2 separate regions of the Homo sapiens genome follow, and region 1 is linked to region 2. A link is a contact called in ENCODE Hi-C or POLR2A ChIA-PET data. All regions are on one chromosome and are shown on one strand. The core of a region is the stretch at or near the end of the contact, and the rest is flanking DNA. Distances in the headings are between cores, read along the strand shown.

What was found. A loop is a pair of places that touch in the nucleus more often than their neighbours do. ChIA-PET counts read pairs that join two places held with the same protein, here RNA polymerase II (POLR2A). Pooled maps may share reads with other maps.
Region 1: a loop to region 2 is called in a pooled map, with 2.1 times the contacts of the local background. The contact joins two enhancer-like sites. A Hi-C loop is called at or near these places in 4 of 37 single-sample maps with no recorded cell type and 4 of 50 pooled maps. POLR2A ChIA-PET finds 5 or more read pairs at or near these places in 1 of 52 experiments (MCF 10A).

The regions. Positions count from the first base shown.
Region 1 is chr1:184,647,988-184,653,942 of GRCh38, reverse strand. No RefSeq gene overlaps it. Among named protein-coding and RNA genes, the nearest start is that of EDEM3, 100 kb to the left of the region's middle. RefSeq lists an enhancer at 4,167-4,496. Within about 2 kb of position 4,195, at least 3 of the 41 ENCODE cell types and tissues checked have a DNase peak (open chromatin) inside an H3K27ac peak, as active enhancers do.
Region 2 is chr1:184,606,767-184,613,363 of GRCh38, reverse strand. The region is part of intron 5 of C1orf21 (chromosome 1 open reading frame 21); the gene reads right to left. LOC107985236 (a long non-coding RNA gene) reads left to right here. Exons shown (of 4, transcript XR_001738328.3): 3 at 2,263-2,405; 4 at 4,343-5,905. Among named protein-coding and RNA genes, the nearest start is that of EDEM3, 140 kb to the left of the region's middle. Within about 2 kb of position 1,948, at least 12 of the 41 ENCODE cell types and tissues checked have a DNase peak (open chromatin) inside an H3K27ac peak, as active enhancers do.

The sequences.
Region 1 (5,955 bases), core at 2,946-5,445, 38 kb before region 2:
CTGAGACTACAGGCACACACTACAACACCCAGCTGAGATTGGTGTTTTTTTTTTTTTTTTGGACACAGGGTCTTGCTCTGTTGTCCAGGGTGGAGTGCAGTGATGCAATCATAGCTCACTATAGCCTCAATCTGGGCTCAGGTGATCCTTCTACTTCAGCCTTCCATGTAGCTGGAGCTACAGGTACTTGCACCATGCCCAGCTGATTTTTGTATTTTTTGTGGAGATGAGCGCTCCCTACATTGTCCAGGTTGGTCTCAAATTCCTGGACGCAAGCAATCCTCCCGCCTCAGCCTCTCAAAGTGCTGGGATTATAGGTGTGAGCCACCATGACTGGCTGCAATTGGTATTTTTGTAAGCCGTTTAAATGTTATTGGAGAACTAGGGGCACAGTGTACACACACACACACACACACACACACGCACACATAAATATCCCAGATGGATAAGCTGAGTATCAAACCAAAATTACTATATTAGATAAACATCTACTGCCATTTATGTGGCATATCTTAGGTAATACTCTTTAGTGGTTTATCCATTTTCCTACATTGTACAGTATACCCATTTATAATTCTTCAAGAATTAAGGATTCACAGAGGTGTCATGGCGCAATTTAATAAGACCTACCATTTTTTGAGTATTTATTGTGTGCCCAGAGAGATTGACACGGACTTTCTCTATTTCTCGTAGTATTTCAGCAAAATGAGTAACATTATCTCCATCTTAAACAAGGGAAAACTGAAGCCCAGAGAAGGTAAACATCTTTGAATTCATGCAGCTGTTAAGTGATGGGTTTGAGATGTGAGTCCTGGAATGTCTAATTCTTCATCCAGGATCTTCTCAGTGCATCATGCTTCCTCTTACACAGAACCTCTCTGCCTGGTAATGGCTATTGCACATATTTCTCCTGCTGAGACCACTTTCTTCACATTAGCTGGTGTGCTGCTTTTAAAATATGTCTACAAATTCTTTAATTCTCCTTCCTTTAAGAGGTGAAGCTAAATTTTTCTTCACTTGAATATGGCTTGAAATTAGCAACTCACTTTCAACAAATAGAACATAGTGGAAGAGACTGTTTGACTTCTGAGATGAGGCCATAAAGGCATTGAGGCTTCCCTTTTGCTCACTCTCTCAGATCACTTGTTCTGGGGGAAGCCAGCTGTCATGACATAAAGACCCTCAAGTGGCCTTCTGGAGAGGCCCTGGTGGTGAGGAGAACAAAGTGAGAAACTGTCAGCAGGCACATGAGTGAGCCACCTTGACTCTCCAGCCCCAGTCAAGCCTTTGGATGACAGCAGCCCTGGCCAATATCTTGACATCAACCTCGTGAGAGACCCTGAGCCAGAACCACCCAGCTAAGCTGCTCTCAAATTCCTGACCCACGGAGACTATGGGATGACACATGTTGGTCATTTTAAGCTGCTAATCTTTGGGGATAATTTGTTATGCAGCAACAGATAACTAATACAGATTATATATCATACAGATATAGAATTTCAAGGCATTACAGATTATAGAACTTAAAGCATTATTCCAGGAACTTGTGTGAGCTCCAGACAGTGTTCAGAGTTCTCTTACAGGAGGCACTGGCTCTGCCTGTAGTTACTCCAGCTGTCCTTGTTCCTGCTGAAGTTAGTTCTCTTTTTCGGAGGATGAGGCTGTAAATCCAGCTCTTAAGCATCTGCAGGTGTTGCCTTGTTGTCCGGTAGCTAAACCAGAAGGTTCACATTTTAAGCAGTCTTGAAGAGCTGTACTTGGAGTAGTTGCTGGGAAGTCCAATTAAGAGCAGACCCTGAGTGAAAGAAGACTTGCCAAATCTCACTTAGGCTCCTGATGTTTGAGACAGATGACAGACCCAGGAACTTGTTAATGCAACCCATTTATAGATCCTCCACATTCTATCCCTGTATGAAATTGTATTATAAGAAATCAAAGTACCTGGAACATTTTATATCATACTCATCAGACAGTCTTCATAATTACAGGAGTCTTCTTTTAAAACAGTGTTTCTGTCACTTCCAAAAATCCTGCTTGAAAATGTCCTCGAGTCACAATTCAGCTAATATATATTTAACGCTTGTTAGATAGCAAGTGCTAATCTAGGACCTGGGAATACAGCAATGAACCAAACAGACAAAATCCCTGCCCTCATGAGGCTTATAGTCTAGTGAAGGAGACAGAAAACAAGCAGACAAACACATAAGTAAAGGACTTGGATGAGTGAGTGTAAATGCAACGGAGAGAAATAAAGGAAGGCAAAGTGTGGTTCGAGTGTGGTGCTAGGAGTGGGTGCTGGGGGGCAGGATGGCTGCTCTGAGGGGATACTTGAGCAGGGAGGCGAATGTCAAGAAGCTCTGCCGAACATTCCAGGAGATGGACGAGTCCTGTGGCAGAAGTCAGTGTGGCTTATTTGAGGAACAGCTAAATGACACTTTAGGACAGGGGTGTCCAATCTTTTGACTTCCCTGGGCTACACTGGAAGAAGAAGAATTGTCTCGGGCCACACATAAAATACACTAACAATAGCCGAAATTGCAAAAGAACTCCTAATGTTTTAAGAAAGTTTACAAATTTGTGTTGGGCCACATTCAAAGCCATCCTGGGCTGCATGCGACCCGTGAGCTGTGGGTTGGACAAGCTTGCTTTAGGATTTCTGTCTTTTTTCTTTTTTTTTTTGAGACAGAGTCTTGCTGTATCGCCCAGGCTGGATGGAGTGCAGTGGTGCCATCTTGGCTCATTGCAACCTCCACCTCCCAGGTTCAAGTGATTCTTCTGCCTCAGCCTCCTGAGTATCTGGGACTACAGGCGCCCACCACCATATCCGGCTAATTGCTTTAGGATTTCAGTGTAAGGATTCACATACCAAATCACTCTTGAGTTAGAGAGTTTTGGAAAAACTTTGTCTCTGCAGACTGACTTGTGATCTTTTGGCTGAGTAAATGAAAACCATGTTGCCTACAATGTCTTCCTTTTGGCCTGGGCTTCCAGGAAGCTCAGAGCCAAAATCTGTGCCTGCTGATGGTGGGTAATCAATTTATCTCGGGGTCTGGGAGCAGCTGCCCACTCTGCTTCTTTTACAGAAAGAGATGATGGAATAAATGTTTATTTATAAACATTATACTTTCTCCATGTAAACTGTTTTCACCCACATGCTACCTTGAGTTGACTTGGAAGGGGCAGAAGGATTGTCATTAAACAGGTTTGCCATTTCAAATAAGGAAGTTGTAACAAGTGGCAGATGTCATTGTCTTGCTGTTGGTTCATTGCACAAACATTTATTAAGTGCCCAGCACATTCCAGCTGGGCGGGGACCTGTATGGAAAGATGGAGAGGATGGTTCCTGCCCTCTAGAATGTGTTCCCTCACATTCTAGAATACAGTGCAATAAAAAATCAAATAATTACAAACGTGATGTAAACTGGCACAGGAGGGGAGCCCAAAGAGAGTGACAGCTAGTCCTGGGAGGTTTTGATGGAGGAGGAGGGGACTGGTGCATGGAACCCCCTTCTTTCTGCGTGGTAGGAGAAAGGCCACATCAGCCCCTACACACAGCACCCATCTGAGGACGGTGGTGACCAGCTTCCCAGCCTGCCCTCCCCACCTTCCAGAATCCATCCCAGCCCCAAGGCACCCGGGTCTGAGCTATGCAGCAAGAGTTTTCCAGACAGAAAGAAAAAATAGGTTAAAAATATCTGAGCCCCACATGTCCTATTTTTAATTGATTTACACACAGACTCTTCAATCACAGTATTAATATTTAATTGTCCTGTCAGGTCAGATCCTTCCCAGTCAGACAGTTAAAAATGGCTTGGGACAGAGGAGGAAATGAGGGGCTGGGGTGGCATGAAATGAGGAAAGTGAGGCACCTGCCCTGAGGGGATTAGGCTCTGAGGGACAAGGAGGAGCAGACCCTGGCTCTAGGGTCCTGGGAGAAATAACATCTCACTTGTTTTCTCTCTGTCCCTGTCCCCTCAGTACACACATGTGGAAGCACAACAGCATTCCCCCAAAAAGCCATTAAAGAAACCATGTAAGAGTTGAGACAACACCAAGGTCTGTGGAGACAATGAGGTGCTTCTTCAAGGAGACGCCAGGAGGCTGGTCTCTGGGGGAGAGTCCGGAGGATGAAGCATTCATGCCCTCAGTATTTTAAGTTTGTGAGGGGCCGATTGGTATTTTGACTCTGGGCCCCGGCCCAGCCCGCCCAGGTGAAACCTGATTTACATGCATGTTTCTTCTTTGAGAAACGGCGCCTGTGTTGGCTGTCCCAGCATCACAGCAGCATAGAAACATGGCTTGGGAACTATTTTGGGTAAAAGCACTCTCAGAGACAGCCAATAAATGTCTCAATGTGACTCATTCAAAGAGGCTATTAATAGACAGGAGATGTGAGGGACAGGAGAACTGAATTTCATTCAGTTTCAGCCTCTTGCTTTATTTGTTCTTCCTTTTTAAAAACAGAAATCAAGAAGTGAAGTTTGTCTTGTTGGGTTTGAGTGGGGTGGGGAGGAAGAGCTTGTCTGCCGAGCAGTCATCTACCTCCTCCTCTTCTCCCAGGGTCCAGAGAGGGAAAAGCCAACGGGACACTCACCTTGGAGTCTACTAGAGTCTTTTCTGTTCATTCCTGACTCCTTTGCTGAAGAAAAAGCCTAACAAGTCTGGATAGTCACAGGAAATCATGTTGAGGTGATGTCTCATTATCTTTGAGGTCTGAGGAAAATCTTGGAGTCCTACCCAATATCCCCATTCACCTCTCTGTGTGTCTTCTTGGTTTGGTGCAGTGATTCTCATTGGGAAAGCATCTGTGGGGGTGAATTTTGTTGTCTTAATGGTTGAGTTGGGATGGTCTCGCCATTTAACGGGAAAAGGCAGAAATGCTAGACAGCCTGCAATGCTCTGGGTGACGCTCCCAATGAAGAACTGCTCCTGTCCTGCATAATGGCTGGGTGCCAACTGTGCATTCTTTTTTTTTTTAGACAGAGTCTTGCTCTGTCGCCCAGGCTGGAGTGTGGAGGCATGATCTCGGCTCACTGCAACCTCCACCTCCCTGGTTCAAGCAATTCCCCCGCCTCAGCCTCCCAAGTAGCTGTAGCTGGGATTATAGCTGCACACCATGTCTGGCTAATTTTTTTTTTGTACTTTTAGTAGAGATGGGGTTTCACCATGTTGGCCAGATGGGTCTCTAACTCCGAACTCTTGACCTCAGGCAATCTGCCCACCTCAGCCTCCCAAAGTGCTGAGATTACAGGCATGAGCCACCGCACCCAGCCCACTGTGCATTCTTGAGTGGAGAACATGTTCAGAATAATCTGAGCCTAAAATCAAACTCCATTTGACTCATGACCATGGAGTATTAGTTGCATATTTTTAAATGCGTGAAGTTTTTCCAGGAATGCAACTGTTGTGAGAATCAGGGATAAACTAGATTTTGTGTTGTTCACCTTTTGAAAAAATCACATCCCTAATGCCAATGCCACTTGTGGTATTTGAGTTACCCAAACCACATACACCTGTACCAATCTGCATTTGCAGCTGTCAGATTTGCGGTGGTGCTTTTTCTGCAAGCAAGTATCTGACTGTTTCCTGCTGGCTGCTAAGGTAGTTGCACCAAACTTTAACATATTGAAACACATATGATGTCATCATAAATGACTTTTATTTCTCTTTTATATTTCAATTAGGGCATTATACTGATTTTTAAAATTGTGTGTGTAGGTGGGTAATATTAATTTAATTTCAGGGATGTAAAGGGGACACACAGAATATTTGTTAGGCACTGGGTCTGATTTAGGTCTTAAACCAGGATTGAAATAACTGATGTGGATGTTTTCTATTGTTTTGTTGTTTTGTTTTTTCTTTTGAGGCAGTCTTGCTCTATCGCCCAGGCTGGAGTGCAGTGGTGTGATCTCGGCTCACTGTAACCTCTGCCTCCCAGGTTCAAGCAGTTCTCCT
Region 2 (6,597 bases), core at 699-3,198:
AGTTGTCTCTGCTTATCCATGGGGGATTTGTTCCAAAATCACCAGTGGATGCCTGAAACCTCAGAGAGTACTGAACTCTACATATACTATATTTTTCCTACACATACGTACCTAACTATATAAATTAGGCTCACACCTGTAAGCCCAGCACTTTGGGAGGCCGAGGTGGGTGGATCACTTGAGGTCAAGAGTTCGAGACCAGCCTGACCAACATGGTGAAACCCCATCTCTACTAAAAATACAAAAATTAGCTGGGCGTGGTGGCGTGCGCCTGTAATCCCAGCTACTCGGGAGGCTGAGACTGCAGATCACTTGAACTCAGGAGGTGGAGGTTGCAGTGAGTCAAGATCGTGCCACTGCACACCAGACTGGGTGACAGAGTGAAACTCTGTCTCAAAAGAAAAAAAAAGGAAGGAAAAGGAAAAAGAATTAGGCACAGCAAGAGAGTAACAACAGTAACAACTAATAATAGAACAATTCTAATAATATACTATAATAAAAGTTATGTGAATGTGTTCTCTCTCTCTCAAAATATCTTAGTGTACTATACTCACCCTTCTTCTTGTTGACTCTGGGTAACTGAAACAGTGGATAAAGGGGACTACTAATACCCACATAAATCACATGTGGAATCAGGTCCAGTTCTCTTTCCATAATGTTCAGTGGGCTTTTTTTTGTTTTTTGAGATGGAGCCTGGCTCTGTTGCCCAGGCTGGAGTGCAGTGGCACAATCTTGGCTCACTGCAACCTTCGCCTCCCGAGTAGCATGCACCACCACGCCTGGCTAATTTTTGTATTTTTAGCAGAGACAAGGTTTCATCATGTTGGCCAGGCTAGTCTCAAACTCCTGACCTCAGCTGATCCACCTGCTTTGGCCTCCCAAAGTGCTGGGATTACAGGTGTGAGTCACCACACCCGGCCTCAGCCAGGCATCTTAAACTCTGTCTTTTGCTTTCATCATAAAGTTCTGAGTTAAAGAACCTCATGGGTAGGGCAATGGAGTCAGCAAACAAGTCCGGTCAAGACTCTTGGGTTTGTACAAAGCAAACATGAAGTTTTGTAATAAAGGCTCATGACAGAAGTTCATTTTAATGAGGCTTCTTTCTGTCTGGAAGTGTAAGCTGTTATGCTTGTGATAAAGCAGGCTCTTGTTGGCTTGGTGACTAGCTGAAGGATCACCTGAAGAATTTTTCCTCCGCTCCTTTACCTGTCTGGATGACACTGGGAATCTCTGTTAGTTGCTGGACTGTGCATTATCACTAAACTATATTTCTAATAACACAGTCACTGAGATAATGCCTTTTGTTGAATAATTTCCTCATTCAGTAAGGCTTTTAAAAAATTATAAATTTTTTTATTTCAGTAGCTTTTGGGGTACAAGTGGTTTTTGGTTACATGATAAATGACACAGTGGTGAATTCTGAGATTTTAGTGCACCCATCACCCAAGCAGTGTATATTGTACCAATATGCAGTTTTTTACTCCACATCCTCCTCCCATCCTCTCTGTTCTGAGTCTCCCAAGTCTATTATATCCTGAGTCTCAGTTTCTTGACTTATTGTTATCCTTCCTTGACAGCCTTTATCCTGTACTGTGGGACTTAACTGCTTTCTGAGTGGCAAACAGCATCCTGATTAATGAAGCACAATTGCCCCACCTGCATTCTGGTGCATAAATTTAATAGGCATCTCCCTCCTCTGTCCACCTAACACCCTTTATCCCCTAACCCCTTCCTCCATGTTTTACCATCCAGAGGCAACCTCAGATCCAAGTTTCCATAAGAATCTGTATGTTTCAGCTCTGTCCTTGAACCAGGACTGCAGGAGCAGATAACCACGTTCTGCAGCTTGAGCATCTGTGCACGACTAGCTAGAATCCAGAATACACAGGAAGAGGAGGCTGGAAAAGTGAAAGGAAGGCTATCCCCAGGGGCTGCTGGGCTTAAACCACCGCCTGCAGGGCTGCAGGGCCCTCCTCCTGTAGGAAGCAGGTGCCTTCCATCCCTTTCTCAGGGCTGGATGTGTCAGAGCCTCTTTAATCACAGAGCACTTTTCAGCAGCATTTTCGTTTATAGTCAAACAACAAGTCATAAGAACAGTTTTAAATGCCAAAGACATACTGAAGAAAAGCAAAAAATAATTAGCTGTGCTGTTAAAGTCTCCTCCCCTGGATTACTTCATTAGAAAAATCAATCGAGGCATTAATGGCTTTCTCCGTCTCTAATGAGCTTTATTCTAATTAGACTCACGTGTTATTGTTTCAGCTGGAAAAAGGTCTCGTTTGTAATGAGCAGTGGAGTGTGACAGCCTCTGACTGTTTCTTTGACCATATATAGGAATGATCACCGTGATAATAACAGCAGTGACAACAATCCCCGGATATTGGGCTTTTCATTTCCAAGAGAGAGTAAGTATTAACTAAACAGCTTCGAAACCCCCATGAAGTGTTTATTATACCCGAATCCCCATTTCACCAACAGTAAGGAGGATATTTTAGAAGCCTTTTTTTTTTTTTTTTTGAGTCAGAGTCTCGCTCTGTTGCTCAGGCTGGAGTGCAGTGGGCGATCTCGGCTCACTACAAGCTCCGCCTCCCAGGTTCACGCCATTCTCCTGCCTCAGCCTCCCGAGTACCTGGGACTACAGGCGCCTGCCACCATGCCCATCTAAATTTTTTTGTATTTTTAGTAGAGACAGGATTTCATCGTGTTAGCCAGGATGGTCTCGATCTCTTGACCTCGTGATCCGCCTGCCTCGGCCTCCCAAAGTGCTGGGATTACAGGCGTGAGCCACCGCGCCTGGCCTAGAAGCTTTAAGCCACGTACTTTTCAAGCTTTATCTGAGGCTGGCACTTGGATGACTTCAATGATGTTCTTTCCCCACAAGGAGGTGAGCAGGAGTGAGGATAAAGACATGGAGAGATAATGCAGACGACCACGTTCTCTTGGCCATACTGAACTGATGTCCGAGAGCAGGCCTTGGCAAACTTCCTCTGGGAAGGGCCACAGTAAATATTTTAGGCCTTCCATTCCATATGGTCTCACTGCGCTTCAACTCTGCCATTGTAAGCTTGAAAGCGGCCATAGATAAAAGTAAATGAATGAGTATGGCTGAGTTCCAATAAAACTTTATTTATGGACACTGAAATTTGAATTTCATGCTGTTTTTCACATGTCACAAAATAGTCTTCTTTCATTTTCTCCCAACCATTTAAATGTGTAAAAACCATTTTTGTCTCGCAGGCTGGATGTGGCCTATGGGCCATAGTTTGCCTGCCCTGCCCCAGAGAACAGAATTAACCACCAGTAGCATCAGAGGCTAACACTGTTCAAGGGTTTTGCCCTCTTTAGAGCTCAAACAGCAGGGATAATTTCCACCTTGAGAGACATCTCTCCAGAGCTCTTCTGCAAAAACTGTTCTTATTTTACAAACATGAAAACATTGAAAATCAAAATTAAATGGAAAAATTCATCTCCAACAGCATCTCTTCCCAATCAGTCTTCAAATTTCATTTCAATCTTTGTCCATATGCATGACATTTTTATACCATTTTAATCCTATTATAGACACAGTGTTTTAGTTTGCTTTTTTTCACTTAACGTTATCTTGTAAAATTCTTCCCTGTTGTGACTGATTTCTTCTAATCAGACATATCATAATTTTTTGTGGAATTTTTTTGTGGAAGATTTCCATGCTATTTGTTGGACTTAATTAAAAGGGATGTCTTAGTGTCTTCTCAAGTGTAACAGTTAAGATGCAAATGCTACCACCTTGCCCTCAAGCCAGGAAACCTGGGAAAACCCACTTGGTAGACTGGAGCCTCACACACCTCCCCCAGGATTCACTTCCTTTTGGACAATGGCTTTAGCAAATCTGGCATTTTAATTCATTTGCCTCTTGATGTGCCTTCCAGACAAACTCTTTAGAGCTCTTTGCTCTGAAAGAGCTCTCTGTTCCACATACACCCTAGAATTTATGTTGAACTTGGATGGAGGTTTGGGGAGACTAATCACACATCTCCTTTCATTACAGTTTTTAACCAGGAAATACAGAAAGAGTTAGATGAGGATCAGTTTTCTTGCTGGATTAGAGAACTTGGTAGGTCCCCATTAGTCCCTTGCCTCACACCTGCTGAGACCCTCTGGATGGTGACTGACTCATCCAGTCACATGTGGAGAAAGAAGAGGTTGGGTTTGCCCCTTCACTGTTCCATGGGCTGGGCCTCTGGAGAGGGAGAGGTGAGGGACATACTTTAAGTTGGTTCCTTTCTTTCCTCTCCACAAAGGGGGGTGACACTGTTTGAGGGACCACAGGGCTCACCTTCCCTTCCTTTCTCTTTGCTTTCAGAATAGGAAGCACATGCATTTGGCCAGGAAGAAGACTTCAGCTATTGATGGGAGGGCCCTCTTTCTAGAAGGCAGAGAACAATGGACTAGCCAGACAGGAAGGAGAGAGGCCCAGAGCGCAGTAAGGAGTGGGCATCTGGGACCCAGGGTTGGGAAGAACACTTCTGTTTGGCTTCCTTCCTCTTCTAGGGCATGGCTAAGGTGGCCAACCTGCATGCACCCCAGAAGAGGAAGATAAGTAGGCCCATGGGACTTTATTATGGAGCCTGAGGCTTTCACTGGCCTGATTAATCCATTTTCTGGGAATGAGCACTTTGGGAGGATAACAATCAAAGGATCCCCAGAGGACACGTGACAGGCTGGGGCCATCAGAACTACTGATCCGTGGGTACTATCCGGCTTACTGAATTATGAAACACAGGTTAAATTAAGGGTTGTCACACATTTGGCTAATTGGCCAATAAGAACAGCAATTAATAGAGGTCAGGCAATTCAACTGCATCTGTGGCCATGACTATCAGAGCCCTTGGAAACAGCAGTGATTTCAAGTGAAATCTAAATCAGCAGTGTTTCAGGTGACCTAGAGCAGGGCCCACGGCCCATAGCCCATATGTTAGCACTTCCTGAAGGTTTTCTTCCACCCAAATCCACATGTTGGGACCCAGGGGAAGGTGTAGCAAAGCCAGTGACCACTGTGTAATCTTTGTTTTTTCTATTTGACACTTTGTCAAAAAACACATTCCTGTTTTCATAGACTTCTTTTGATTTTGAGAAATTTAAAAGATACAGAAAAGTATGAAGAATGTAAAGACACTATATTCCCACCACTAGACATAAGAACTAGTAATATTTTGTACCATCTCCTGCTAGCCTCTGCCCTCCTTCTAAGAAATGAAACTACCACCCATTTCTCATTCCCCATCCCCGGGCACAGCAATGTTCATGGGTTTGGTCGGTTTGTATGTTTGGTATCATTTTAGATACTTTGATATTCATCTTATATCGATATAACAAATATACTACACTTTTATGTGTATATGAATATTTAAATATATAACAGATAAAAACACATGCCATTTGTAAATATGCCATGTAAAAACTGATGGTGCTTAATAAATATTTGTTGAATGTCCATCTATAAACAATGTATTTGTGTGTTTTTAATGTACATGGTATCATACAATTTTTATCATTCTGCATAATCCTCTCTTCACTTAATAATTGTATTTGAAATCTATAATTGTGACTCTTTCTCTCTATATATGTATATATATACACACACATATATATGTATATATATACACACACATATATGTGTATATATATACACACACATATATGTATATATATACACACATATATATGTATATATACACACACATATATATGTATGTGTATATACACATGTGTATATATATATCTATATGCTTGGTTTATGTCTCTTAACTGCTGCATAATATTGCACTGTATGAATATGGAGGATTTTAATTATTCATTTCTCCATGGGTGGATACTTAGTTTTCTTCCAGTTTTTTGGCTGTTGAATAAAGAATGCTGCAGTGAACTTTATTGTAGTTTAATTGATGGTTTTTACCGGTTTGCACTAATATTACTTCTTTATATATTATGCCTACAAATCATTTGATGTTTTAAGTGTTATAAATATATTCCAAACTCACTCTAGATCCACACCTGGGAATCATCCGGCCCATTAATAAGGTAGATACTGACCATGATACTCATCCGGCTCCCTGTGCCTGTTTTCAATTTGTAAGAAGCCCAGAAGAGAGGCAGGGTATGATTATGCATCTCTAAGCAAGCCTCCAACAATCAATTTTGTAAATATGAGCTTACAATTTTTTGGTACTCCTTTTTGAATCAACTTAGAAAAATGGAATTGAAGTGAGGGGAGTCTAGAAGTGTCTGCTCCAAGAATGCTTTCTCTAGGAACAGAGCAGAATGTGCCTGCACTTGATAGAATTGTGAAAGAGAGGAATAAAGTGCACCAGAAATAACATAATACTTCAGAATAAATTTTTCAAGCAATGTTCAGAACATAATGTGCCTCATAATTCCTTCCCAGCTGATATAAACGGGAATGTCTCATTCTTTGCTATGGAGGGTGCTGTTTAGTGGGAGATGAAAAGTTGAGGGTAAATTGGATAAGACATTCTCTAAAGTTCCTTCCAATGCAAAATGCTATTCTTCCAGATTTGAGGCTCCCTAAAGACAAGAATCCTATTTTATCATTCCTCA